Regions from separate parts of the Mus musculus genome. Here all the other regions are linked to region 1. A link is a loop called in an ENCODE intact Hi-C map of the cell type or tissue named here. Cell type or tissue: left cerebral cortex. All regions are shown on one strand.

What was found. A loop is a pair of places that touch in the nucleus more often than their neighbours do. Peaks named below come from ENCODE experiments on the same cell type or tissue, not always from the same donor. Only the 100,000 strongest peaks of a DNase experiment are listed, where the experiment ranks them.
Region 2: a loop joins it to region 1, with 3 times the contacts of the local background. A loop is called at or near these places in 7 of 42 quality-filtered maps.
Region 3: a loop joins it to region 1, with 2.7 times the contacts of the local background. A loop is called at or near these places in 7 of 42 quality-filtered maps.
Region 4: it touches region 1 in a loop (8-fold over the local background); 20 of 42 quality-filtered maps call a loop at or near these places.
Region 5: a loop joins it to region 1, with 3 times the contacts of the local background. A loop is called at or near these places in 4 of 42 quality-filtered maps.
Region 6: it touches region 1 in a loop (9-fold over the local background); 13 of 42 quality-filtered maps call a loop at or near these places.
Region 7: it touches region 1 in a loop (4-fold over the local background); 6 of 42 quality-filtered maps call a loop at or near these places.

The regions. Positions count from the first base shown.
Region 1 is chr11:3,533,301-3,537,300 of GRCm38, forward strand. Smtn (smoothelin) reads right to left here. Exons shown (of 20, transcript NM_001284427.1): 3 at 75-223. Gm11946 (a long non-coding RNA gene) reads left to right here. Exons shown (of 6, transcript XR_001780145.2): 2 at 152-3,310; 3 at 3,471-4,000. Among named protein-coding and RNA genes, the nearest start is that of Gm11946, 2.5 kb to the left of the region's middle. In left cerebral cortex, CTCF peaks have their summits at 1,142 (motif pointing right) and 2,173; a DNase peak (open chromatin) is centred at 2,194; H3K4me3 peaks cover 1,258 bases; H3K27ac peaks cover 1,210 bases.
Region 2 is chr11:3,912,844-3,916,843 of GRCm38, forward strand. Slc35e4 (solute carrier family 35, member E4) reads right to left here and starts at 1,821. Exons shown (of 2, transcript NM_153142.3): 1 at 1-1,821. The coding sequence starts at 344. In left cerebral cortex, CTCF peaks have their summits at 74, 310, 1,136 and 1,907 (motif pointing left); DNase peaks (open chromatin) are centred at 212, 1,091, 1,494 and 1,835; H3K4me3 peaks cover 2,069 bases; H3K27ac peaks cover 2,088 bases.
Region 3 is chr11:3,920,178-3,924,177 of GRCm38, forward strand. Tcn2 (transcobalamin 2) reads right to left here. Exons shown (of 10, transcript NM_015749.3): 6 at 3,525-3,697; 7 at 3,219-3,405; 8 at 1,834-1,999. Among named protein-coding and RNA genes, the nearest start is that of Slc35e4, 7.5 kb to the left of the region's middle. In left cerebral cortex, a CTCF peak has its summit at 1,518 (motif pointing left); a DNase peak (open chromatin) is centred at 1,500.
Region 4 is chr11:3,784,645-3,788,644 of GRCm38, forward strand. All of the region lies in intron 2 of Osbp2 (oxysterol binding protein 2), which reads right to left. Among named protein-coding and RNA genes, the nearest start is that of Gm51882, 13 kb to the left of the region's middle. In left cerebral cortex, a CTCF peak has its summit at 2,163 (motif pointing left); a DNase peak (open chromatin) is centred at 2,146.
Region 5 is chr11:3,803,434-3,807,433 of GRCm38, forward strand. The region is part of intron 2 of Osbp2 (oxysterol binding protein 2); the gene reads right to left. It overlaps Gm51880 (a long non-coding RNA gene), which reads left to right and starts at 791. Exons shown (of 3, transcript XR_003949627.1): 1 at 791-868; 2 at 2,769-2,866; 3 at 3,821-3,930. In left cerebral cortex, CTCF peaks have their summits at 1,387 (motif pointing left) and 2,123 (motif pointing left); a DNase peak (open chromatin) is centred at 2,108.
Region 6 is chr11:3,600,439-3,604,438 of GRCm38, forward strand. No RefSeq gene overlaps it. Among named protein-coding and RNA genes, the nearest start is that of Gm39567, 29 kb to the left of the region's middle. In left cerebral cortex, a CTCF peak has its summit at 2,497 (motif pointing left); no DNase peak of the experiment used is centred here.
Region 7 is chr11:3,685,504-3,689,503 of GRCm38, forward strand. Morc2a (microrchidia 2A) reads left to right here. Exons shown (of 27, transcript NM_001159288.2): 23 at 1-23; 24 at 155-379; 25 at 473-566; 26 at 2,608-2,796; 27 at 3,532-4,000. The coding sequence ends at 3,600. Among named protein-coding and RNA genes, the nearest start is that of Morc2a, 38 kb to the left of the region's middle. In left cerebral cortex, no CTCF peak of the experiment used is centred here; a DNase peak (open chromatin) is centred at 1,575; H3K27ac peaks cover 861 bases.

The sequences.
Region 1 (4,000 bases):
GACACACCTGCCTCAGTATGAGCTGATCCTTGGCACATCTGCACTCGAAAACCCAAGCCCCCTCTGCCACTCACTGTAGCCAGTTCTCCTTGTTGTCTTGCCGCTCAGCACGGAAACGTTTGGACGCCAGAGCCTCCTCTTCTCGTTCCAGCTCCTGTCGCTGCAGCTCCCGGATGGCTGAGCGGATCCGCCGCCGTTCTGCCAGATCTGCAGTGACCTCCAGCTGCAATGTAGGTGGGAGTAAGGGGTGGGCATTCTGTCAGGGGCAAAGGACTGGCACCAACTGCCCACAGCTCTGCCAGGGGCACAATGGATGGCTTGTCTCCAGTCTCTCTACCCTAAGCCTTCCACGTGCCTGCCTCCCACTCAGGGTTTTTAGGGGCAACCTCGCTCATGACACCAAAGATCCTGAGAAGCCCACTGTGCAGTGTGATGCCGAGGGCCCCCTTCTGTGAGTGCACAGCCTGTAGCCACCGACCCAAGCCAGGTGCCAAGCAGCCAGGCACTCCTTTGTGGGACTTGACATCTGCTCTCCGGGGGCTTTCATTAACCCTTTAGACCAGGGAGCCACAGCAGGAAGAGTGTAGTCACCCTTCTTCTCTGAGCTACCGACAAGAGTCCAAGGAACGAGAAGGGTGATTCAGGTAGCTGAAGTCTGACTAGGTGATCTACCTAGTCAGAGTAGCAGGGCCCTGCCGGGAAAGATGTGAGACAGGGAATCTGAGGCAGTAGCCTAGCTCCCTGCTTGGCAGTGAGTTACCTTTCCCCTTTTACTGACTATGGCCTAGTCCTAGCCACCATGGAAGAAGTCAAGACCTAGGGTGGGAAGGGCTAGACCCCTAGTGAGTGACCCAAAGTGTCAGACCCAGCACTAAATCCCATTTGCCACTTGCTTGGTTTTTTGAGACAGGGTTTCTCTGTGTAGCCCAGGCTGTTCTGGAACTTGCTCTGTAGACCATGCTGGCCTAGAACCCAGAGACCTGCCTGCCTCTGCCTTCCAAATGCTTGGAGTTAAGGGACGGACACACCATCTCAGCCAGCTTCTACCGTCCTCCCTTCAAGGTTTAGTTTTATTCATGTGTTTGCATGTATCTGTATGAGTGGATGCCATGTGCACATGGGTGACTGTGGAGGCCAGAAGAGGGCATCAGGTCTCTGGAGCCAGAGTTACCAAGTGCTGGGACTTTCGGAAGAGGAGCTAAGGCTCTTAATTAACTGATGGTCCCATCCAGACCTACTCTTGATACATTACTTTGATACATCATTTTTATCTGATAAGAGGGAATTGAGTGTCTTGTTTATGGCTTGCCTGAGACAAGATAGCTGTGGTGTTGAGGGCTCTCTGTCATGGTGGGGAACTTTGAGGTCCTGTACCAGAGCCCCCTTTAGCCTGCTCTAGAAATGTCAAAGTCAAAGGAAACCTTATTACAACCAAGAGATCTATGCTCACTTCTCACAGAACATGTGGAGATCGGTGGCCTGAGGAGACAGCTGGTCCAGACTGGTCCGGAGGGTCAAGATCCAGAGATACAATGACTTTGTCTCATGGGTCCTCATTTCCAACCCCCAGGAAAAAAAATACAAGATAGGAACTTGGCCATTTCTACAACCCCTGGGTACCTCAGTGTCTCCATTTGGAAATTTGGATCCTCCTAATGAATTCTCTAAGTGGAAGGGGGTGGCTGGGCCTCACTCTGCTGGCCACTCCCTGGCATCCTTCCTTTTGGGACTGTGGGCAAAGCTCTGACAAGTGTCCCTGCTGTGTCCTGTGTTCCACGCCCTCTCAAACACCAAAGGTCAGACCACAGTGTTTCTACTGTGTCTAGAGTTCCTCACCCTCTCGGTCACCCCCACTGTGTGTGGAGGGGACTGCGGGAGGGAGGGAAGGAAATACAAAGAACTATTGTCCGCCAGGGGGAAGGGGATGGTTTCCGAAACTGCCTAGTGAAATTCTCCTGGGAGGAAAGAGGGTGCTTCCTCCTCCGGTGGGAGGATGGAGGGGGAGGGGACTGAGGCTCGGGTGCTTTCTACTCCGGCTGCTGGGGGGCATCTATTCAACCCAACGTTCCTAGTTTCAGGCTCTCCCTCCTGCACAAAAAGTGATTCTCCTGTAGTTCCTCCCTCAGTCCCAGACCAGAGCTGCCCCCTGTGTTGATAGCAATTGGGGAAATGCCTCGCCAGGGGGCGCTAAAAGCCCGCAGGCTGCAGCCACCAGCACAGGGCTCACTCACGCCCCACCCACCCAGTCTCCAGCCGGGCGTCCCAGCTAGGAGCCAGGCAGGAAACCCTCCGCCACCGCCGGCTTTAACGTCCCATCTGCAAAGGAAGGGAGGTTCACAGCACCTAAGCTGCTTCCCTAGGTCACCCGGACGGGAGGTGGCAGACGTGCAAACACGTGGCAGGGGGCACAGGCAGCGTGCCTGTCCTTAGGTGCCCCTGTCCCGTGCAGCCCACCACCCCGTCCTCAGGAATGTGCGGGAGCGGGACCGGAAGCAACTGCGGCTCCCCCAGTCAGCTGGGCACAGCTTTCCCATATAAGGCCGGGCCCCACGGGGAGGAGCCGGGCCCGGGACCGTTCCTGCCACGAAGCCGGAGGGTGGGACCCTCACAGCTCCAGGCACAGCAATGGCGCGCACGGGCGCGGTGAAGCCCGGGGCTGGAGTGGGCCTGGGGCCGTGGAGACGAGACAGGGTTGGGTCTCCCTTGTCCTTTGCTCCCAGGCCCGGGGCTGGGAGGAAGCACGTCCGGCAACTACTGCTTCTGTTTCTCCTCTAACAGCACGTTTCCCAGCTTCCAAACCTTGCATGAATGGGGTCTGATGGGAGTGCGTGAACACTCAGCGTGGCTTTTCCTATGGAAAACATGAAGACTCTGACTTGAGGGACGGCGAAGGTGACCGGTGGGCATCTTTGGAGACCCAATCCCATCTCCTGGCAGCAGAGAGCCTGGAGTGGCTGCCCTTGGCAGTGGTGCAGGATGAGGTTAAGGTTCTTGCCCCAGGACACACAGGCCAACCTCATAGGAGAGGTCAAGGCAATTAGACCAAGTGGCTCAAGCCTCTGCCTCTAGGGGAAAGGATTGGTGGTGGTATGGGTCACTTGTAAGGAAAGTAAAGTCTATATAATTTTTTGCCCTTGACAGAGAGCAGGGTCTGGTTGGTGGGGCTGTGGCCCCTCTCCCCACGGCCTACAGCAGGGCCTTGCTGGTGGACGCATATTACTGCTCTGCTGTGTTGGCCCACTGCCTCTGTGTATGGGAGGAGGAAGACCTTGAGTGGAGTGGACCAACCCAGTCTCTATCCCAAAGTCAGGTCCATACCAATTCACCCCTTTCTAACGCTGGCAACCTATATTTTGTATCACACCCCCCACACCACCCCTTTTCTTTTACAAGAAGCCAAAGCTTAAAGTAGAAAATGACAGACAAGACATCACAGAACCCATTAGGACCCACATTCTATCTCTCTACAGGTTCTTCTAGCCTTTCCCATGACTCTGGGTATCCCAAGACTTCCCCCCACCCCCGGAGTTTGGACCCTAATAAAGCTTTTAGCCTGGAGCGTTTGGGTATGTGGTTTCCCCACACAGAGGGGCAGTATGCGGGTGCTGCATCTGTGACCTGTCAGATACTGTGCTCAGCACCCAGCAGTTGTTCTCTGGTTTGTTACTCATTGCTGCCCATTATCACTGGGCAGGCCTACAGGAGTGGGCAGTGCCCATGCTGCTAGGAAGAGGCAGATCCAGCCTTCCCACACCTATAGCAGCCCATGGGTGAGTCCCAGCAGTTACTGTTTAAACAAGAGATGACAGTTGGGGGTGGGTAGGTACCAGGTCTCAGCACCTGACATGGACAGGAACATGCCACAAGAGCCTCTGGAGCAGCCAAATGGAACCAACCTGGCGCTGTTCCCTGAGCCTCTCCTCCAAACCCCTCCCCCTCCTTATGTACTGAGAAGTACATAAGAAGTGGCCTACATCCCTGGGTTGGCCACCCCACAGTA
Region 2 (4,000 bases), 380 kb after region 1:
AGGCTGAGCAGCAGCACTCGACGGTGGATGCTGTGCGGCACGGGGCGCTGGGCCCCCCAGTGGCATGCCAGGGCGGCTGCCAGCATGTGCAGTGCTGAAAGCAGCAGGGGCCGTCCGAAGCCATGCACTGTGAAGATCCACTTGTTGAGGCTTGACATGCTGGCTCCCGCCAACAGCCACACCAGTGCTGCCACAACCACTCTCGCCGGAGCAGGCTGCCCAAGGACCTGGGGTTTGTCCGGAGGCCACTTGGGGCGGCCATGCTCCTGGGCACTTCCAGCCACAGCAACTGCTTCGGCTGAGGTCATCATGCCTTCATGGTGCTCCAGTGGGCAGCGGCACATCCGCACCAGTGGGGCTGGGGCAGGAGGCAGGCTTTCCAGGGAGTCGCTGAGCCTGGTCCTGATTCCTCGGACAGGAGAGGGCAACACTTCAGGTGCTAGACTCTGAGCCAGCCGATAATTCTGGTCAGGGAAGAAGGTCGTGGCTGCTAAGATGCCGGACTGGCTGGTGTCCACCCAGGCCTCGTAAGCCCTGGGCACCTCCCGCACCAGGGGAGGCCTTCTCTCTTCTCCGCGCCCTAAGCTCACGCGATGCTTTCACACCGAATCCGTTTGTCTTTTTCCATCTTTGGTCCCCAGACTGTCAGGATGAGGTCACTGACTGACCCCGACCGCCTGCGTGTTTGGTGCTCAGGCCCGGACCAGGTCTGGCAGGGTCGATAATATTCCGAGCGTGGGAACGGAGGTTGCAGCCGTCGCTCCCCTCCCCCAGCCCCCTTTAGCCTTTTACTGGACCGGGAATAGACGCCGATAGGCCGGCGGACGCGGAATCGCGAGCTCGGACTGGCTGCAGCCTCTCAGGATGCTCTGGCTGTTCTGGCTGCCGCTCGGCTCCCGCGGTGGATCTGGCAGCTTCGGGCGCCGGGCTCTAGTCCCTCCCGAGTCCCGCGCGGCTCAGCGCTTCCCGGCCCTGCCCTCTCCGCCGCTACCGAAGCTGCGCTCCACCCGGAAAGTTGGGCTCAGCCCGGGCCCCGCCCACGAGTACCAGCCCCGGAGCCCGGCGGACGTCTAGCCCCTCCCACAGCCTTTGCGCCTCCCGACTTGGCTTGCGCAGCTGCGGCCGCGAATCCCTTAGTGGAGAGTGTGGGTTGTACCAGCCACCAACCGGAATCCGGATTGTCTCCAGCGCCAAGTAGAGCCTTCCTTAAAAAGACCAGTATCCAGTGCTGGAAACCCTGGGCACTCTGCAGAGCCGTCCCCAAGCTGTCTGCCATCGTCGAGAAGCAGGGCGTTGAAGTGAGACATACCACATCACCTGATCCCAGACCACAAAGGTCTCCTTGAGATCTTGGAATTCAACGGAGCTAGACCACGTGGTCCCTTAAGGCTGCCTCATCTTGTTCCCCCTCCATTCCACTCCAGATCTTTTCTCCCCCTCTCAAACCAGGGCGGCGCCCCCTCTGGGGCAGCAGAAGGGGAAATGAATCACCAAAGCTAACCACAGCTCCGGGAAGCAGGGTACAGCGGGCCGGCATCCATCCCGAGCTAGCCGACTTTATGTGCTGCTCCCTAGGCATTCCGAGGTGACTCACAGCTGGGTTTCATGAGGCCCACGGAGCAGAATCCTGGATGGTTCCCGGGTTTCCCACCTGAATTCAGGTTAGGGTAAGCAGCTGAAACCCAGGGACCTGTTCCCAGCCCAACGCGTGAGCAAGAATCAAGGTCCATCCTGGACTCTTTCCGGTAATTGGATTTCTGGGGAAGCTCCCGCTCACCTGCACAGGCCTCACCCGGCTCTGTTGTCAAACAAGTCCTGGATGACAACCTGCCTAGAGAAACAAGATCGCAAAGCGCAACTGTGTAGCCCGGCCCGCAGCGCCCTCTGGTGGTCGTGACTCCGCACTGTTGCAAGCGTTCCTAATCCCTTCCCAAAGAAATTCAGGTGAAAATAAGCCAGTCCCACCTGAGACCTAAATCAGATCTCTGTCCCAGATGAACCAGGAATCTACACTGTCACACTTGCCTCCGATGAGTCTGATACCCGCGGGAACCCGTAGATCTCTGCTGAGTAACCCAAGTTGAAGGGCAGAGAGTGTAGGTAGGAGACTTCCAGGGAAAGGATCAAAATCTGGGGCATTTAGATAGTTTTTCCAAGAAGAGTTATGGGAGGGAAACTGAATGAGCCTCTCCCCTCCCCCCTCCAACACACACACACACACACACACACACACACACACACACATTTTTTAAGAAGAGGAATCTGGGCTTTCAGTGAACTATATTCCTCTGGGATTTTTAATCCATTATCCACTAAGCTTCTTTGAATTAAAAAGCATTTCTTCCTATTTAAATTTTTTGTTTATTATTAGTGGTGTGAATGTCTGTATGGGAATGCTGAGATTACAAGCAGGTGCCTCTGCCCACTTCTGTGCCCATTTTAAAAAGATTTATGTGCATTGGTGTTTAGCCTGTCTGTCTATCTGTAACTATGCATGGATGTCTGTGAGGGCATCAGATCCCCTGAAACTGGAGTTACAGACAGTTGTGAGCTGCCATGTGAGTGCTGGGAATTAACCTGGATTTTGTGGAAGAGCAGCCAGTTCTCCTACTGCTGAGCCATCTCTCCAGCTCCTTGAACAATTTTTTTGTTAGATATTTTATATGGATGAGTGATTTGCCTGCATGTGAGTGTGCGCACCATGTGCATGGCCGGTGCCTGCAGAGCCAAAAGGGCATCAGATCTCCTGCATCTGAAGTTACTAGTGGCTGTGAACTACTATGTGGGTGCTAAAGACCAAATTTAGGTCCTCTGCAAGGGCAGTAAGTGCTTTAAAAAAAAAAAAAAGACTTATTTTATGTATATGCATACACCACTGTAGCTATCTTCAGAAACATCAGAAGAAGACATCGGATCCCATTACAGATGGTTGTGAGCCACCATGTGGTTACTGGGAATTGAACTCAAGAGCAGTCAGTGCTCTTAACTGCTGAGCCATCTCTCCAGCCCAGTAAATGCTTTTAACCACTGAGCATCTCTCTAGCCTCAGAAACCCATTTTAACCTGTCTCAACATCAGACTGTATTTTACTGTGGATCCAGAGCCAGGAGGCCCGGATTCAAGGAGGATATCACTGGGGTAGAGGGCTCATTCACGTTCCTTAGGGTCTACTCAAGATCTCAGAGCAGCCTATGCCTCCCACAGCACCCCTCAAATTTGAGCCCTACTGTATGAGGGGCCCACCTCCCTGCGAAGCCAGGGGTGCAGGAAACACTTCTGAGGGAGGCTGGGAAGCAAAAAAAGAACCTCTCCCTAGTGACTGTGCTGCAGAGAGAGGTATGGTCTGTTTTTCTTCGGGCTTCAAGCCTGACTGGGTCATTTCTATATTTGGGCTCAAGTGTCCTGTATGTGACCTATGAGGAGACCACAGTGACAAACACACTATAGACCAGAGCACCACCCCACAGCTCTGAGTCAGAAACCAGGCTGGAGAAGAGCTGCTGACATAGGTGACACAGCCTGAAGCCCCATCTTAAGAAAGAGATAAAGATCCAGGCTGGCCTCAAATCCCTTCTGCAGAAAAGGATAGCCCTAAACTTCTCATGTTTCTGCCTCTGCTTCCCAAGCACGAGGATTACAGGTGTGTGCCACCAAGCCTAACTTTATTTTTTTTTAGGATTTATTTTATATATATGAATATACTGTCACTGTCTTCAGCCACACCAGAAGAAGGCATCGGATCCAACTACAGATGGTTGTGAGCCACCATATGTTTGCTGGGAATTGAACTCAGGTCCTCTGGAAGAGCAGTGAGTGCTCTTAACCACTGAGCCATCTCTCCAGCCCAAGCCTGACTTTATATGGTGCTAAACTCAGGGCTTTGTGCATGCTAGGCAGGTACTGTTACAATGGAACAACATCCCTAGTCCATCAAATAGTGTTTAGTTCTTGCTTTGTGCATCTGGGAACACAACCCAAGGCTTTGTGCATACCAGGCAAG
Region 3 (4,000 bases), 390 kb after region 1:
TCAATGGTTGTCCCTTTACTCTGAGGCTCTCCACGGCTGCTCTGGGCCACTTCTCTCCACATCTGTCTGTCTGCTGTGAAATCTGGTGCCTCCCATGTAGTCTCCCTGTCTGGCCCTTGAACTCATCTCAGGCAGCTCCACTCTAACAGAACTCAGAGCTTCTCAGACTGACACCCACCTCTTACAGGTCCTCAAAGACCTGACTAAAAAGCCTGAAATTCTATCTTTTCTCCATTTTGATTCAGTATCCAAACAGATACTGAGAGGGGGAAAGAGAAGAGGAGGAGGAGATGAAGGAGAAGAAGGGAGGGAGGGAGGGAGGGAGGGAGGGAGGGAGGGAGGGAGGGAAGGACTTTACGATGAGTAAATACATTAGTGCCGCCAAGTGACATTATGGAAGTGACTTAGGACCCGCCTGGTGCTATTTCAGGACTGAAAGTTCAAGGCCAGCCTGGGAACAGAGTAAGACACTTGATGATTAATCTTGATTATCAGCTTACTGGGATTTTGAGTCAGCATGCAAACAGATTTCTGGGTATGTCTGAGGAGGAGGATTTCTAGATTAGCTTAACTGAAGGAAGGAAGACCCAAGTCTGGGTGACCCCGGCACATGGCCTGGGCCATTCGCTGAGCGGGAAGGAGAGCAACTGTCAACAGTGGCTCCCATCACTGAGTTTTCCCAACTGTGACCACGACACCTTGTCCCACCTCGACGAACTGTCTCACCCAGAACTGGGAGCCTAAACCAGCTTCTCTCTGCACTTTGCCTCCATAAGGTCTTTTGTCACAGCAATTAGACATGTGACTAATGCAGACCTTGTTTGCAAATGAAAAGTTAAAATCTGAACGATCGATAGTAGAGCTCCTGCTTAGCCTGGCTCTAGATTGCATCCTCCACCGGGAGGGGGGGTATATGTCACTTAACCTGGGAAGTGGGGCGTTTTTGTTCCTTAAAGACAGTGGCCTTTGATCCCAGCACTTGGGAGGCAGAGGCAGGCAGAGCTCTCTGAGCTTTTGAGGCCAGCCTGGTCTACAGAGTGAGTTCCAGGGCAGCCAGAGCTACACAAAGAAACCCTGTCTCTGAAAAACAAACAAAAAGGACAGTGGTGTTTACACAGCTGTGTTCTAAGAGTTCTTGGCCCAAATGACCAAACAGTCCTTAGGTGGCTTTCCCTGGAACTCTTGTTGGGAACAGAAAGCAGAGATTTCTCAAGATAAGGCAAGAATCCAGGGGAGAGAGCAGGCTGGTAGGGATACTCAGCTGCTTCGAGCCAGAGTTAACCCTGGGGAGGCAGATCCATCTCCATGGTTGGCCAGGGGCCAGCAAGGAGCAGCAACTAAGTTTCGCCTATTCTCGCGCTTGTCAAATCTCAAGGGACAAGTGTCTACCTTCTCAGAGTTATTAATGGCGAGATGTTATCAAGGTTATTTGATACAATTAATCTTCCTGGCGCTCTCACTGCATACCAAGCTTTAAACCTACACAAAACATGCCCAGCGGTGAGCTTAGGCTCCCCCTAGTGGCCCTGTGAAGAGGAGCAACATCTCGTCCCTCAACTCACTAGCCTGGGGTTGTAGGGAGTGGATGAAGAGTGAGGAACTGGAGTCCCAAGTCTGGGTCCCTTGATGACAGTGGTGGTCCATAGCTCCCAGCACAGGCCAAACACCACAGGCCCAAAACACAGGCCAGAAAGGAGTGGAGAAGGTAGACATAGAAATTAAACCAGAACTTCTCCCAAGAAACTCCTCTGTTCCTCACCCTTCCCATGATACCATTTCAAGCACGGAGGCCTGAGGGAAGTGAGAGCTAGGATGAGGAACGGGAAGCCTCACGTGAATCCTCCGCCATCTTGTGCCAACTTCAGGACATCTTCCAAGGAAGATCCAGCAAAGACAAAAAATGTCTGTTCGTATGGTGACAGGGCACTGGCGACCTTCAGCGTGACGCTGATGACTTCTGAGATGTGGACAGGGTCCTCAACAGCTGGCACCAACATGACTATGCCAGGAAGAAAGGAAGAAGCAGCTGTCATGAGGACCGGGAGCCTGGATCTGAGTCCTCCCTTCTTCCTACAGACACCTTGCCCGAGTGGCCTACGGCCTTCCCTCGAAATAGCTCAGTCAACAGCATGAACAGCTGCTGGGCTGAAACCCGGGTCTCATCTCAGCCTCCACATCCTTCTGCAGCCCAGGCCTGAGCTCCTTGCTGGGTCTCTGCTTCTTGCCTCTCTCCTATCTGACACACCGCACCTCAGAGGACCCTGTCTGCATCTGTTCAAGTCACGTCCTGGTCACCCCTGACAGACACATCTTCTTTCTCTGCATTTATCTACTACACCTGTTCATTCTCCCAGACCCACTTTCTCCCATGATGCCCCTGTGTTACAGGGCCCCGCGCCTCTGCTTTGGCCTTCTCTGCTCCTTTGCCCTCTCCTCCCATTTCCTGACAAGTCCTTGGGTACCAACATTAACCAAATGTGTCTCTCCACTCATTGAGTCATTAACTCATCTGTGATGATCTCGCTTTTCAACCTGATGGCATCTAGAATCGACTAAAATGCAAGTCTCTGGGTATTCATGAGATGGGTTTTCTCAATCAGATTCTTCAAAATGGGGACGACCCTCTGTAAATGTGGGCAGCACCTTCCGGTGGCAGATCAGGCAAAAGGACTCGGAAGAAGGAACCTGCTTTTTGCCGCTTGCCCTCACTCTCACTATCTACTTTATCTGACCTCTTACAGCATCCCTTTGCTGATATTAAACCAACTTCCTCACACTTCCAATGTAGATAGAAGGCTAACAGCTCTTCAGAATCCATCAGGCCTCCTGCATCGCCACACTGGGACTGCGGAGACATCCAGCTTTCCAGACTGAGACAGAGTGAGAGAGCCACTGTTGAACTATCTGTACCATATAGTGTATGCCAATCCAATAAACCATCCTATCAATGCTGCTGCTTTAGAGGACCATGACTAATACACTCCTCCATTCCCTCGCCCAAACATTTCCACGGTGGGTATCACGCAGTGGGTACCGCCCAGAGCACTTGTTTGGTGTCTGTGCCCACACCATGAGTATCAGAAGGCTGTGGCCTCGTTTTAGCTGCTGTGTTCTGTGCATGCTCATGTCGCCTCAGCCAAGCATCACTGACTGGTCACCCATCACTGGGACCCACAGAGAGTAGCTTATCACTTAGGAGACAGAAAGGGCTCTGCTACCCCTGGATGCCTGGCAGTCTGGGAAGATAAGATCCAAGTAGGTCTTGTGGTTCAGGATGGGTAGCAGCTGGGAAATCATCAGAGGATTTTGGAAGGCCCCATCCTGTAGGCTGAGCAGCAGGGATGTCCCTGCCTTGATGCACGCTGTGCCCAGCCCTACCCCGGATGCAGGAGATGTCATGAGCATCTGTGAGGAAGAGAAGGTCAGAGGTTAGCCCCTGGGAAGGAACCAGGCTCTCCAGCTTCTAACCAGCCCTCCCTCCATTGACCCGCTAAGCAGTCATGGCTCCAGAGTCTCTCTCTTACCTGTAGTGCCAGTGGGGTGCTATAGATATTCCCAAAGTAGCCCTCAGGGGCCTGGGACTTCAGGATTTTCTCTCGCACTGTCTCGATAGCCATGGTGATTCGTGGTCTCAGATCAGAGTTGAAATTGAATCGCTCCAAACAGGTGAGGGCCAAGCCGGCCATGGCTTCTGTGTCTAGGGGGATAACATCTAGTATGAACTGGACAGCTTGATAAGATCAGACTAGGTGGGGATTCAGGATCATATACCATACCAATTCAGGTGATTTGCCCAGGACTTCCCTGGTCCTAACACTGGACACAGTAAGCCCCAGAAAAACGCTCAGACCTAGACAAACTTGGTCACTGAGTGGCTTGAGAGTAACAGGTTATATGGACAGACTGAAGAAGAGGGTCCCAGAGGATGGATTCTACAGTCCCTGCTCCTAAGCCAGGATGCACTGAGACCAAAGAGGGAACTTTATTACTGATTAATTAA
Region 4 (4,000 bases), 250 kb after region 1:
TAAAACACAGTGACACAAAGGGCAAAGCAGGCTTGCACCATGGCCTCGTCAGTGTGAACTTCACACCCAGGCTTCTGTCCTCAGACTGTTAACTTCTACCCAGCACACAAGAAGACAAACTGAAAACCACACAGCCACCAATCAACTTGCAGCTTCATAAAACACATTGCCAGCCAACGGTAATTGGCTGGAGAGCATTTCACATTCCATCCAACAAGTCTCTATTTGTGGGACTCTGCACTGGGGCAAGCCGGTTGGAAATGTCATGCCTAAAAGCAATGGCTAATGAATCTCCAGAGAGGACTTAACACAAAGCATGAATGCAGACTTGTGTATGGACATCTGAGTGGTCTGCAGGCAGCTTTGACAGCTAGGCTACAAGTTCAGTTCCTTCCCCAGGCAGTACAGCATCTGACAAGCTTATCAAGGGCTGGAGAGATGGCTCAGTGGTTAAGAGCACTGGCTGTTCTTCCAGCACCTATATGGTGAGTCTCAATCATTTGAAATTCCAGTACCAGGGGATGCATGCACACACATGCACATGCACACGCACATGTAGGCACATATATACACGTATGCATACATACTATAACATAGATACACATATTTCAGATTTAATCCCACAGTAAAGTCTGCTGGAATTCTTGAGACCAGTGTGAAGCTACTGGCTTTGTCTTCTTGCCCGTCTCCCTCAAAACCACCTTGAAGAATGTTCACATGAATTGACCAGCGTTCAAATCTTTGTACAACACACTATAGCTCCAACCTGTCAAACTTCTCCTAGCTCTTCTCTGGCTCTCAAATGAAGGTCGCAGTAATATCATATATTGTGTAAGGCTGCCTGGCCAAAACCTCTTGTGCACCTGGACATATCCTGTCAATGATGAAACTCGAGAAGACACAAGAGTAAGCATTTGTGCATTCTACCCACTACGGTCGTAGGTACGAATGTCCAATTGTCAATGGCCACCTGTCTTTTCTCTGAAGCCCATCAGTTTGTTGCATGGACACAGAGTCCCTTGCTTTCCTCATATACGGCCATCGGTGCACAACCAAGTGGCACACACAGCACAGGTTTCCAGTGGGATTCATATCCCCCATCCTCAACAGCACAGCACAAAACAGAGCCGCTATCTAAATGAGGACTGTTCATTCTGGAATAGGAGGCAAGACTGTGCAGCTATTTTGCAGAAAGCATCTATTCTGCCCAAGGCTCTCAGGACAGAGTGTAAGCCACTGGCTCTGACATCTGTAAAGACTATACCCAAGTCCCTTTCAGCTAAGCCACCTCCCTCCCTGGGGCCTTATGGTGGAGTCAGCAGGATTGGCAAATGCTTGCTTGATGCTGACCTGTCCAGCTGTACTGGGCTTGTCCAGGGCTCTTTGGGTCTTTGGTTTCCATGAGCTCTGCAAGCTGTCTTTTCTTTCTGGACTGAATGGGCGGGGCTGATACTCACTTGTATGAGCAACTGGCACCTGAAACTGGTGGAAAAGGTGCCTATCTGGTGAGGAGGAGGAGGCTGCCTGGACCACCCACAGGTTCCTGATTCTGAATACACACAGGGTGTGGCCCTACTTGAATGGCTCTCTTTCTCCTGTCAGGGTGTAGATTTTCCCAAAGCCTCTCTCTGCAATGGGTCCATTTCTAAGACGACCCAGTGACCCTTCTGGGATCTCCCTTTGCTTCTTGAGTTCAGCAGTTATTCCCAAGAGGATGCCAAGGTCAGCAGCTCTCACCACTCAGCACCGGAAGCAAACAGTCCCCACTCATCCTTCCACAGAGACTTGGCCAACATGTTAGTTGGGGCACGCTGCATATGGACTAATGCCCAGCAATTTTTTTTGCCCATTTGTCATGACTCATGTAGATTAGTTCCAAAGCTATTAAAAAATATTATTAAATATTAAAAAATTAAATGATCTCCCCTTGGTGAAGCTCTGAAGCCAACACAACTTATTAATTAACACAGTTGCTGACTCTCGAGACTCATCACGCCGGAGCTGCTGTGATAATCTGATTTCCCATATAATTGCCACCGCTCTGCAAGTCTGAGCCACAGCAAAATCATCAGACTGAAGTATACAAAAGGCCTTGACTGGTTTGCCCCAGTGAAAGGAGAATTATGCCATCCACTTGCCACCAGCGCCCCCTAGTGGTTGGGATGTATTTGCAGAATGGTTCTCTTGGAGCTAAGCTTCCATGGGAAGAAAGGGAGACTTGCATCCAACACTTCAGCAGCAATGCCAGGGGATAACATGGTTCTGAGGAAACAGTAGATAGGAGGCAGGCGCCAGGTTCATTCAGTGTGGTGGCAGTTTCTCAGGAAGGTTGAAGCAGGGGAAATAGCACACGTTCAGGAGTCTGAGTCCAACCTATTCTACATAAACAATAACATTTTTCCTTTTCTTTTATGTGCATGGTGATTTGCCTCCGTGTTTCATGTGAATTCGTGTACCATGTGAATTCATGTACCATGTGGATGCAGTGCCTGCAGAGGCTAGAATAGGGTACTGGATCCCCTAGGACAGTTGTAGGTGGTAGTGAGCTGCCATCCAGGTGCTGGGAATTGAACCACAGAGCTCTCTCCCCCTCAAAATAAAAAAAATGTAAAGTGATGCCACCACTCCCTACCAGCCCTTTTCCGAACAGCATGAAGGATGCTTCACTGGCAACCAAACTTTCCACCAAAGGCATCGTCGCTGTAGTTTGTTTTGGACACTGTGGGACAGGCATGGTGCTGCTGACACCGAACAGCATGAAGGATGCTTCACTGGCAACCAAACTTTCCACCAAAGGCATCGTCGCTGTAGTTTGTTATGGACACTGTGGGACAGGCATGGTGCTGCTGACACCTTACATATCTTTGCAACAATCCAGTTCTTCAAATAAAGGAACTGAGCCAGTCAGCTTGAGGAGGGTTCACATGGCAACAGAGTGACATGGCTAAGAGCTTTGGGAACTCACTTGGGAGTTCATGTGGAGCAAACTAGACACAGAGCTTGGTTCTACTCCCTGGGACTGTCCCTCTCCACTGATACTGCCATCCATCATCAGACACCACTGTCCTGCTTAGCTCTGAACAAAGCTAAGACTGAAGCTGTCCCATTCTGGTTAGTCTCTAACTCTGCAGGTGGCCACGCTGGCTCCTCTCCAACACCAGCCCCAACCCACCTCTTCTTAGTGGTGGGCAGGATCACTTAGTGGTGGGCAGGATCACTTAGTGGTGGGCAGGATCACTTAGTGGTGGGTAGGATCGCTTAGTGGTGGGTAGGATCGCTTAGTGGTGGGTAGGATCGCTTAGTGGTGGGTAGGATCGCTTAGTGGTGGGCAGGATCGCTTAGTGGTGGGTAGGATCACTTAGTGGTGGGTAGGATCACTTAGTGGTGGGTAGGATCACTTAGTGGTGGGCAGGATCACTTAGTGGTGGGTAGGATCGCTTAGTGGTGGGTAGGCTCACACACCACTTCCTCCAAGCAGGCTTGCTTCTCTGACTTCAGCTGTAGCTGAAGTACCAATCTTGGTGCACCCTTCATTAGCACAAGGCACGAGTAGTGTGATTTGAGGTTCCCCATGGCTTGTGGACCACCTCACTGTTGGGGGGAGGTCCGTGGAAGCTGCCAATAGGATCTGTTTTCCTTTGATTCTCAACTCTCATTATATTAGCACAGAATGATGTGCAGTAAATATTGAAAATATTGTTGGCTGGTGGTTGATTTTGAGTTTTTCAGTTTATTGTTTGTTTTTTTCAAGACAGGTTTTGTGTGTGTGTGTGTGTGTGTGTGTGTGTGTGTGTGTGTGTGTAACCCTGGATGTCCTGGAACTCACTCTGTAGACCAGGCTAGCCTCAAACTCAGAAATCCACCTGCCTCTGCATCCCAAGTGCTGGGATTAAAGGCGAGGCCCCCACTGCCTGACTTGGTCATTGTGTTTTATTAATTGTATTATATAAACATGGACTGACCTCAGATCTGTGAAACTCTATAATATTTAGCAGGAAAG
Region 5 (4,000 bases), 270 kb after region 1:
ATCCTGCTGGGCTCAGCTGAGGCCCTGAGATGCGAGCCCAGGTCAGAATGTCTGCTTCCTGCCACCCACGCTGGGAAAAGCCAACTAAGTTTCTGAGGACAGACCATCTCCACCTTTGATGCATCGCATCTATCTGAGCTCTGGTCGCCCCGAGCCTCTTTCAGGCAGCACTGATTTATGTGGGCCCCTCAGCAAGCCCCAGCCACCTGTGTGGGTCAGAGGGTCGTACCTAAAGCAATCCATTTGCCTCCCTACATATTGGCAGGCCTTCTGTGCTGCTTTGGGTCAGCAGCTCTTCCACTCAGCCACAGCCCCACCAAGTTCTCCCCAGCCACCAAGGCTAAGCCCTCGGGAGGCTGTGCCTGGGGCCCCCTTCTCTGAGAAGATCCGAAATCTTCCCAGCAAGATTTCTTACCTTCCCCGGGCCTGCCCAGAAGCCAGTTCCTCCGCTGGAAGCCAACACTGGGTCTTTTCTCAGCTCTCTGTACCCCCACTTCTACCTCCCTTACACACTGCGGGACTCAGGAAAAAAACTTGGCTCCTTTAAGCAAACCACCTTCCAGTGTAGATTTTATAGATATGGGTGTCATGTTTTGATAAGAACAAAACCAAATCCTTCTCCTTTAAAGTTACATGGATGAGTTGGGCCTAGTGCCATAGGCCTGCAATTCTGGCTACTTTGGGAGTGAAGTTCAAAGCTAGCCTGGGCAACATCACAAAACCTTGTCTCAAAATGTAAAGGGGGGAGGGGCTTGCCTAGTATGCATAAGGCACTAGGTACAATCCCCAGGGTCGGGGGATGGAGTGGCCGATGTATGCCTGAACCATGGGAAGCTTCCAGACAAGACTGGCTGTGACTTCCGGACAGGTAGTGTCTGTGTGATGAGTATACATAGGTCCCTCAGTTTATGTCTTAATTCTCCACAACAACTAAAGAAAAGGCTTGACAATCCCATCCCCAAGGTTCTACAGCCCCCTCACACCTGTTGCTTTCAAGTCAACGACAACTTCCTATGAGACGCTGCTCAAGGTCTTCTCTGCTAAGAGTGTTCCAGAATTATATCTGTTCCCAGCCCGTCCTGTGATTGATTTAATCACAACCCAGAAACCTTCAGTTCTCCAGCTGCAGATCCGTCCCCCTCTTGGCACACATGACTCCCAGCACTCAGGAGGCTGAGACAGGATTCCGAATCTGAAGCCAGCCTGGGTTATTACACACAGTAAGTCCCAGGCCAGCATGAGCTGCACAGCCTGTCCTTGTCTCAAAAGAAACTGAAGGGGCTGGAGATCTGGTTTATCAGCTAAGAGCACTGGCTGCTCTTCTAGAAGACCCCAGGTTCTAGTCCCAGCACCCACAGGGTGGCTTATAACCACCTGTAACTCCATTCCCAGGGGATCTGGTGCCCTCTTCTGGCCTCCGAAGATACTGCATACACATAGTGCACAGACATGGCGTCAAAACACCCACACACATAAAATAGGAATGAAAATAAATGGAGGGAGGGAGACACCACATTTCAGAAAGCCATTCCTCATGTACAAGGGGAGAAGTGTCATGTGTGCTAGCCACTTAGGACACAGACTGAAAGTTCCAAGAGTGGTGTTTACAAAGCCATGCCGACCCCACACTCCCCACCTTGGCACCATCCCCGACAGGAAGAAAGCTTTCCGAGCCTTACCTTTTTAGAGGATGTTCATCTTAGGGTGATAGGCTGGCAGATGTTCCTTAGGGTAGGCCCCCAGGGCCACCAGCCACCCCTGCCCCAGCCCTGCCCAGCTGCCTGCCTGCTCTCTCTAGTGGCAGAAGCTAGGCTGATGAGAACATTCTGACACTAGACTATGACATCAGAATAGGCCGTGATCTCAGAGCTGTGACAGGAATGCTAACAGGGTATAAGGCAGGAAAAAGAAAACCCTAGAACCGGACTAGCCCCCTAGAAGTAAAGTCCCAGACAAGAAGGTGGCTGGCCCTGTGCTCGGGTCTTATAGTTTTCCAGACATCCCCTCACCCTGTGAGACAGATCTGAAGATGATCTAAAAATGAGATCAAAAGCACTGAACAATGTTGCTATCCATTTAGAAGGAAGGCAAGTGCAGGAGCCATCCTCTAGCGCCCCCTTGTGTTAACTTAAGGGATAGTCTTATTTGCTCACCAGGTGGTTTGCCTGCAGACCAGGAGGATTGGGGCAGAGACCCCAAGAAGACCAGGTGTCACACTGCCCAGGACAGGATTAAGTGCAGGCTGATAAAAAGTTACCACTGTGCTAACACCCTACATGTCAAAAATGACACAGCCATGTCAACTCGACAGAATTCAATACCATGTCTGGTGAAAGCTAGTGTTTGAATTCTACATACACAACACACACAAAATACAATTTGCTAAAATGGGACACTGTGGGTGACTTAGTCCAGCCATCCTACGTGGGGAAGCTTGTTAAACTAGGGTTTGCTCTTGGTCCCATGCTGGTCTGTAACCCAATAAAGGAGCCCAAGCTGGTCTCTAATTCTCTATCTTCCTGCCTCCACTTCCCCAAGTGTGGTATAGGTGTGTGCCCCCATGACCAACTTAACAACCTAAAAATCAAACAAGCAAGGAAATGACACAGAATGACACGTTGCTGACACTTAAGGATTTTTTCCCTACAGCTCTATTGTGTAGTTTGCAAACAGAGATGGTCTATTCCTCCCGTTCTGATCGGGTGCCTTTGCCGCCCTTCCCCGCCCTTCCCCGCCCTTCCCTGCCCTTCCCTTGCTTACTTTGCTAGCTATGATCATCAGTGAGAGGCGAGAGTCTGGGCAAGAGTGGACAGCTCTGAGTTTTCTCTGCACATCTCCAAGAAGCACCCAGCATCCACAGTGTGAGGTGGGCTTTTGGAAGTTGCCCTTAATGCAATGGAGGTGATTCCTAATTTACCGAGCTTTCAACAGACATGGTATTGAGTCCTGATGAGTGAGCTAACAGGGTTGTGTCAAGTGCTCACTTAGACCCATCTTTAAATGCTGACATTACGTTGCACTCCTGGCACAAGTCTGTCTTGACCATGGTGAATTGTCCTATTTATATTTTTCTAGACTCTGACTGCTAATATTTTGAAGATTTTTAAAAACTATGTTCACAACAGACATTGAGCTGCAGTTCTCCTGTACCATTTGTCTGGTTTTGTATCAAGGCAACACCGTCTTTATACAATGGCCTGGGAATCTCTCCATGTTTTCTAGAAGACAATGTGTGTACATAGTATTGTTTATTTTACAAATGTTTTATAGAATTTACTAGTTAAGTTGCCTAGGCATAAGATAGCTGGACGAGTTCCCAGAGTTCATAAGCAATTTAATGTTTTTCTGAGACAGATTTCACCGTGTAGTCCATGCTTGCCCTGACTGTCCATCCTCCTGCCTCAGTCTCATGAGTGCTGGGATTATAGGCATGCACTACCATGCTTGGCCCTATAAAGACTTATTGGGGTCATTTTACCAAATATGCATCTGTTCTTGTTCTCTCTCTCTCTCTCTCTCTCTCTCTCTCTCTCTCTCTCTCTCTCTCTCTCTTTCCCTCCCTCCCTCCCTCCCTCCCTCTCTTCCTCTCAACTGGTATTTTCTAGCTCAATAAAATCCCTTTTCAGTCTTTTGGGCAAACTCCAGAGCTTTATACACTGCCTATCACTTTATTGCCAAACAGAGAGGATGAAAGGAAGGGAGGGAGGGAGAGAGGGAGGGAGGGAGGAAGGGAGGGAGGGAGGAAGGGAGGGAGGGAGGGGAAGGGAGGGAGGAATAGAGGGAGAGAGAGAAACACAATGGAAATTTGCTCACCTTTTAGGAGCATAGAACTTCCTACTATGGGGCAAAATTTCTGAAGTTTTGTACCCCTGCTGCCTACACTGACACAGCCTGTACACTTCCTGCTCCCTGGACCTGACCTGGACAGTCTCCCCCACAGTCTACAAGATTCTGGAAGGAAAAATTCCCTAAATTACCACCTGTTTGATGCTACCTCAAA
Region 6 (4,000 bases), 67 kb after region 1:
CCAAAGGCTCTGCATACGCCTGATAAATGTTCTATTCATGAGCAAGCTCCCCAGCTAGCACCGTGATTTTTGACTCTTGACATTGGCTGGCCTTGACCCCTGGCCATGCCAGTTAGACTTACTGCCACTGTGATAACCTACCTGAGCGAAACAACTAAGGAGTGGGGTTAGATCTGTGTAGTTCACGCTTTCAAAGGTCCACAATCCTTGACTCTAGGCCTGTGGTGAGGCCATCATGGCAGTGGGAATCTACTCACATCATGGCTGACAGGGAATAGAGAGAGGTACCCAAGATAAGATATAGCCCCCAAGAATACACACCCAGTGATTACTTTACTCAGCCAGTTTTGCCTCCTAAAGTTCCCAGAACCTCTCAAAATAATCCCATCGGTTGTGGACTGGGCTCTTAGTACATGTTCCCTGTGAGGCAGGGCTTCACGTCCCAGCTATAAGACTGATGCAGTGCTTGCCAGGGGCTCTGGTGTAAGCCTCCTTGTTTCCTTTCATTTTCCCTAATGTATGCTTTGGGAGGAAGCCTCTATGCACTGACTACACCCCTGAGGGAGCACTGCGCTCCCTTCCTTGAGATCAAGGTATTTTCAAATTTTTTTAGACTTCTCTTGGTGATCCTTCCCCGGGGCAACTATAACAAACTGGCAAGAGACCTGAAACATCAGAATTTATCCTCTGACAATTTTGGAAGCTAGAAGTCTGAAGTCAAGGCATCAGTGGTGCTGTGCTCCCTCTGGAGTTGGGGGGAGCACTCTGTCACTCTTTCCAGATAGCTGCTGTGGCCTTAGATATCCCTGGGCCTCTCTATACAACACTGGTCATCAACTCTCTATTCTAGATCCAGTTTGGTACCTTCAGAACCTTACCCTATTACACCTCCAGAGTCTTTGTGAGCGTAAACTTAGGGTAGACTGCTCATCCCTCTCTCCTCTGAGTGCTCTGTCTGTTCTCTATTCATTTACAACCGTCACTCGTAAATGAATTTATTTTAGACTTTGTCTTATAGTCCAACGCTTCTTTTCCTCACCTCTGGGACTTAGATGCAGCCTCTTGCATGCTGGGTAAGTGCTCTGTCACTGAGTTACACCTCAAGAGCTGCTGCTTGATTCTTTTGTTGTTGCTGCTAAAATTGTTTCTGTTTTTAATATTGGGAGCTTTTTTTCTGCTGGATCTTGTAATATTTTTAGTAAAATGTTTAAATTCTCTTTATTATTCTTTATCTTCAGATAGTCTTTCTGTGTAGCTCAGACTAGCCTCAAAGTTGCCATGTAACCGAAAAGGCCTTTGGATTTGGCCTCCCAAGTGCGGGATTATAGGTGTGTGCCACCATGACCAAGCTTATACATTTTAAAATGGTTTTTAAATATTTTGAAATGTATTTATTTATATTATATATATTTGTCTGTTTATTATTTATACTTATTATATATCCATTATGTATCTATTTGTGGTGAGAATTTTGGTTTCTTTAAAACCCCAGTCATGTTCTGTGCATGTTTTTGTTTTAATTCCAGGTATGGGATCTAGGGTTGCTTCAGATTGTCCACAGCCGCTGACTAGGAGTGTTTCCTGCTCTAGGAGGGCTGTGGTTTTGCAGATAGTTTATGTTTGGCATTCTGAGAGCTCTGGTGAGGGTATAAATGTGAGAGCCCCATGAAGACCTGTTGTGGCTGCTGCTCCCCCTGCTGCTGCTCCCCTGCTGTTGCTGCTGCTCCCCCTGCTGCTGCTGCTCCCCCTGCTGCTGCTCCCCTGCTGTTGCTGCTGCTCCCCCTGCTGCTGCTTCCCTGCTGTTGCTGCTGCTGCTCCCCCCTGTTGCTGCTGCTCCCCTGCTGTTGCTGCTGCTCCCCTTACTGTTGCTGCTCCCCCTGTTGCTGCTGCTGCTGCTCCCCCTACTGTTGCTGCTCCCCCTGCTGCTGCTGCTGCTCCCCTGCTGTTGCTGCTGCTCCCCCTGCTGCTGCTTCCCTGCTGTTGCTGCTGCTGCTCCCCCCTGTTGCTGCTGCTCCCCTGCTGTTGCTGCTGCTCTCCTTGCTGTTGCTGCTGCTCCCCCTACTGTTGCTGCTCCCCCTGTTGCTGCTGCTCCCCCTACTGTTGCTGCTCCCCCTGCTGCTGCTGCTCCCCTGCTGTTGCTGCTGCTCCCCTGCTGTTGCTGCTGCTCTCCCTGTGGTTGCTGCTGCCCCCCCTACTGTTGCTGCTCCCCCTGTTGCTGCTGCTGCTGCTCCCCCTGCTGCTGCTTCCCTGCTGTTGCCGCTGCTGCTCCCCCCTGTTGCTGCTGCTCCCCTGCTGTTGCTGCTGCTCTCCTTGCTGTTGCTGCTGCTCCCCCTACTGTTGCTGCTCCCCCTGTTGCTGCTCCCCCTGCTGCTGCTGCTCCCCTGCTGTTGCTGCTGCTCTCCCTGTGGTTGCTGCTGCTCCCCCTACTGTTGCTGCTCCCTCTGTTGCTGCTGCTGCTGCTCCCCCTGCTGTTGCTGCTCCCCTGCTGCTGCTGCTGTTTCCTGCTGTTGTATTGGCTGCTTTTGCTGTTTTGCTGGTTGGAGATATCGGTTGACACTCCCTTTCCCCTCTAGCCTTCTTTCTCTCAATAAAGTAGCACAAAGCATACATTTATTATTTAATTTTAAATTTTGTTTCTATGTATAGGTATTTTCTTGCATGTATGTCTGTGTACCATGTGTGTGCCTAGTGCCTTCAGAGGTCAGAATACAGCATTAGATCCCCTGGAACTGGAATTATAGGCAGTTACAAACTGCCTTGCAGATGCTGGGAATTGAACCTGGGTCTCCTACAAGATCAAGGAATGCTCTTAACCACTGAGCCATGTCCCGTTTCTTTTGAGACAGGGTCTCTTCATACCACTGGCTTGTCCTGAAACTCACTATGTAGACCAGGCTGGCTTCAAACTCACATACATCTGCCTGCCTCTGTCTCCGGAGTGCTGGGGTTAAAAGTGTGTACCACCACATCTGGCCAGCTCTCCAACTCCTCTCTGTCTTTTACAAAAGCATTTTGTTACTTTCTTGCTCTAGAAGATGCTTCAGGTTCATGTTACCTATGGCCTGCTTCAGTCTTAGAATCAGCCATTTCTCCAAAGAGAATCATGGCTTTCTGAAGAACAGTGGCAGGAACCATTAGGAATAGCACTAGAAAGTGTCGTGGTTACTGGCTTGTTGTTTGTTTGTTTTATTTAAGACAGGGTTTCTCTGTGTAGATCTAGCTGGACTGGAACTTACTCTATAAACCAGGTTGGCCTTGGACTCAGAAATCCACCTGCCTCTGCCTCATGGGCGCTGGGATTAAAGGCATGTGCCGCCACCACCCAGCTGCTGGGTTTTTTTTTTTTTAAATCTATCTCAGCATGCAAATGAAAATATGTTTTAGTAACCACTATGCATAGGTGGGTCTGAAAACATTTCTTTTTTTTTTCTTTCCATTTTTTATTAGGTATTTAGCTCATTTACATTTCCAATGCTATACCAAAAGTCCCCCATATCCACCCACCCCCACTCCCCTGCCCACCCACTCCCCCTTTTTGGCCCTGGTGTTCCCCTGTACTGGGGCATATAAAGTTTGCAAGTCCAATGGGCCTCTCTTTCCAGTGATGGCCGACTAGGCCATCTTTTGATATATATGCAGCTAGAGTCAAGAGCTCCGGGGTACTGGTTAGTTCATAATGTTGTTCCTGAAAACATTTCTGCATGTAACCATCCACACCTGTGTTGAGCTTGACCCGTGTTCATACTGGTCCATACTGATTCATCAACTCTAGTCCTTAACGCCATTCATCCTGGCCTTGTCACCTTGATAACGGAGAACCTCTACTCCAACACTAAGAACGTTCTCTCCCACCCCATGCTGCACAATTATCCCACTCCATTATACATGCATAGCAGTGTCTGTACCCACATAGGAAACAACTCCATCACCTCCAGCAACCTGCCTGTGTCCTCTAACCTCTACAGATGCTATTCACTCAGTAAATGTTTCCCCTTTGGTC
Region 7 (4,000 bases), 150 kb after region 1:
GATACAACACCAAGAGACCGCTGGTAATGCCCTCTTCTGGGAGAACAGAATAGCAGAAGTCAGCTAGGGCAAAGAGAGGAGGTACCCCCGTGTTCCCTCCTAGCAGCCTATTAGGATCCTAGGACAGATACTATAAGCTCTGTGTCCCCCGTAGGGTGGAGAAAGGCAGTGAAGATGTACGATTGATGAAGCCACCTTCCCCAGAGCATCAGAGCCCTGACACACAGCAAGAAGGTGGAGAGGAGGAGGAGGCTATGGTGGCCCGGCAGGCTGTGGCCTTGCCTGAGCCTTCCACCTCTGATGGTCTTCCCATTGAGCCTGATACCACTGCCACCAGTCCCAGCCATGAGACTATTGATCTCCTGGTCCAGATTCTTCGGTTTGTGTTTCTTTATCCTTTTCCTTAAGGCTGACACTAATTCTTTACTCTTCCCATGCTATTCTGAGTTCCAACCCCTCTCTTCCTGCTTAGAAATTGCTTGCGGTATTTCTTACCTCCAAGTTTCCCCATCTCCAAGAAGGAGCTGAGTGTTATGAATTCAGAAGAACTAATATCTTTTCCTCTGGTGAGTCTGACCCAATTTTTGCTTTTTACACCTAAGTGCCTGTACATGCTTATTATCGCTGTCTCATCAACTTCCCTTCTCTCTGAGAGACGATCTGAGTCGATAGGACTGATGTTCAAAAAGGACAGACAGCTTGAGACTCCTTTACAAGTGCACCCCTCCCCTCCCCACTTCTTTCTCAGACCTGTCCTAGGTAACATTGATGAGATTAGACTCTCTCTACCTAAAAACATGAGACTTGGAGAGAGGTAAAGAGAGATTAACGGCATGTAGAGATGAGCATGAGAGCCCGGGTAGCTCAGTGGACTTTCTGTATCCACCATCTTAAAGTTTGCTAGAGGTGGAGTTGCTGCTTCTGGGTAGCTGGCCATAAGGCTGAGAGAAATGTTGCTGAGAGGCAGTGCCCAGAGAGTCTTGGCAGCTTGGGTAGAGAAGGAAAACCCTTATCTAAAAACCTAACCAAACAATCAAACAACTCCACTAGGGCTTCAAGTGCAGGGGACTCTGAAGTGGGGCAGGAGGCTTTTGTGAGCACAATAGGCTGGAAAGGGTTGGGGAAAATGATACATCTTGAACCTCATTTTTATGTAGGAAATGGAGCTGAAGGAATTGTTGATCTGAACTATGCTGAGGGCCAGATAGTAAATAACAGGTTTGTAGGCTGTCTAGTATCTGCTAACTACGAAGTTCTGTAATTACAGCATGAAAGTAGCCAGAGGCAGTCTATCAAGCAATAGCTTTATTTACAGAAACATGCAATAAGCTGATTGTGTCTGCTGACCTTGCTGTTACAGGGGCACAAGACCCACCACATTCTTGTTACACAGTAAGCCCAGCCTAGGCTTTGGCTTTTACTCTTGTTTAGACCAGGCTTTCCAGAGGTTCTAGGAGAAGACCTCTTCTTACAGTTTGATTTGTTACCTTTGGCATCAAATCGTGAAATTCAAAGCAAAAGCCAAGGCACAGCAGAACCTCAGCAGCAGGCACTGTTACTCAGCCCAAAACAGTCAGTCTTGTGACTGTCCAAGTCTAAAAATAATATCTAGCTTGTTTTTGCAAAAGTGCTAACCAGGGGGCTGGAGAAATAAGCTCAGTGGTTAAAAGCACTGACTGCTCTTTTGAGTTCAAATCCCAGCAACCACATGGTAGCGCACAACCATCCCTAATGAGATCTGATGCTCTCTTCTGGTGTGGCTGAAGACAGCTACAGTGTACTTAGATATAATAATAAATAAATCTTTTAAAAACGTGCTAGCCAGTACTAGGTCACAACTTTATCTTCTAGTTGCGATTGCTAAAACCAATTTTCAAATGTTAATTTTTGTCCTTATTGGTGTGTAAATGGTAGTATTTTCACAATTAAAAGCTTAATATAATTGCCTTCAAGATACTCATTTGACTTAAAATTTATTTTGTGCAACCAAGGTATTTTTTTATATAGAATGAAGTTTCTCTTGCTATCATGGTGTAAGAAGGTAGTCTAGACACAAATGCAGCAATCAGAAGCCCTCAACCCAGCAGTTTATGCAACCTTCATAGAAGCAGATGAGTACTAGAGTTTAGACTTCAGTGGGCAGCAGGGCCTTCATGAAGATGATTCCTTTTATCAGTAGGTATATACTATGCAAATTGTTTTAACTACTTCATAGGAAAAGGCTGTATTGTAGTACGACTATTTATTATACAAGTCTGGGAATATTTGCTATTGGTAGGTGCCAGAGGCAGTCCATAACCTAACCTTGGTCCTAACCCTGTTAGATATGGCAGTCCTATTTTGGAGTTAGAAAGGTGTGTTTGAACTGGAAGAATGCTCCCACAGTCCCTTTTTTTCTTTCCATGTGTAAAGGTAAAACTTCCCTCCACTTTATTAAGCACTTGGCTCAGTGCATGTGTCTTTATCCTCATGGTATCCCCAAAGGACTGCCACTAAGGTCTCTTTACCCTGGTTCTAGAAGGCTGCTTTTTCCTTGTAGTGAAATACAGCCAAGTGAACTCATTGCCCACTCTCTCCTCTTACTCCATATCATGTTTCCTTCCACAGAAAGAATACTTCAAGCAATATGAGGTGGGGCTCCAGAATCTGTGCCATTCCTACCAAAGCCGTGCTGATTCACGGGCAAAAGCCTCAGAGGAGAGCTTACGCACATCAGAGAAAAAGCTTCGTGAGACAGAGGAGAAGTTACAGAAGTTGAGGACCAACATTGTAGCACTCCTGCAAAAAGTGCAGGAGGTGAGCTGGCAGCCCTCTCAGGAACCAAACTAACTGGTCTCAGGGAGGGGACTGGACTACTTACAGGAATCTTTGTTTCCAACCCTGGCTGCTCAGAGTCCTAAGCAGAGGGCTTGAAATGATAGAGTTGCCTGGGTTTTGACCCACCCAGACCCCTAGGCAGTATAGTTTGTTTGAGAACCCTGTAAGCAATAAGCACAATTCTTATCTAAATGATATCCCAGATGTGCTTGAGTAGAAGTGGGACATTGCCCCTAAGGGATGTGGTATATATTTTTGCTGCATAGTAGACACTGAGAACTTGATTGATCTCTGGGGACAGGCTGATGAAGGAGCTGGAGCTATGAATGGGGTAGTACTGAAATAAATAATGAGAGATGGAATCCTGGGGGAAGCTACTTGCCTAGGGTTCTCAGGGTAGAGATACTTGTACTGAGACTGGGAGCTCACTAAGCTGTAATAGGAAGTTGTAGGCAGTAGGAGAGGTTAGAGACCTCTACATATGTGGTTTGATGTGGCATTGTCCAACTTTTAGTATAAGACACTAATCAGTTTGAAGATGTACGGGTTAGAACCAGGAAACCTATAAGAAAGCTCCCATCCTTTTTTGGGCATGCAGATTTAACTGAAATTTGGAAGTAGGGCAGGAGCAAGAAACAGAAGCTGACAGCTGGCTCAGGCCCATTCTCCAGCCTGTGTTCCTGCCCCATCTGACTCCCACCCACTCTGTTCCAGGACATAGACATCAACACAGATGATGAGCTGGATGCTTACATTGAGGACCTCATCACCAAAGGGGACTGAGGAGCCGGGAGGCTAACTCCTGCTCATACCTGCCCTCAACACAGCAGCTTCGGGGAGGGGAGTTCATTTGTGACTTGGTGGACTTGATCTTGGTTTGAGTCATGTGAGACATTTGTGCTTTGGGAAGGAGATTCTTTGAATCTTCTTCCCTAAGTTTACATAAATATTTATTTTTTAAAAGAGAAGATGTTAATGCCTGCTGTGAGACCGTACTTTTTTTTGTGTGACTCTTGAAAGGGCACAGAGTCTGAACCATTCAGCTCCTGGCACCTCAACATAGGATGAAGAAAGCACCATCCTGAAGTTGGAGAGGCTCTAAGGACATCAACAATGGGATATGAAAGATACATGGCCCCAGGGACTCAGCTCTGCAAGACCCTCAAGGGGTGATCAAAACAGG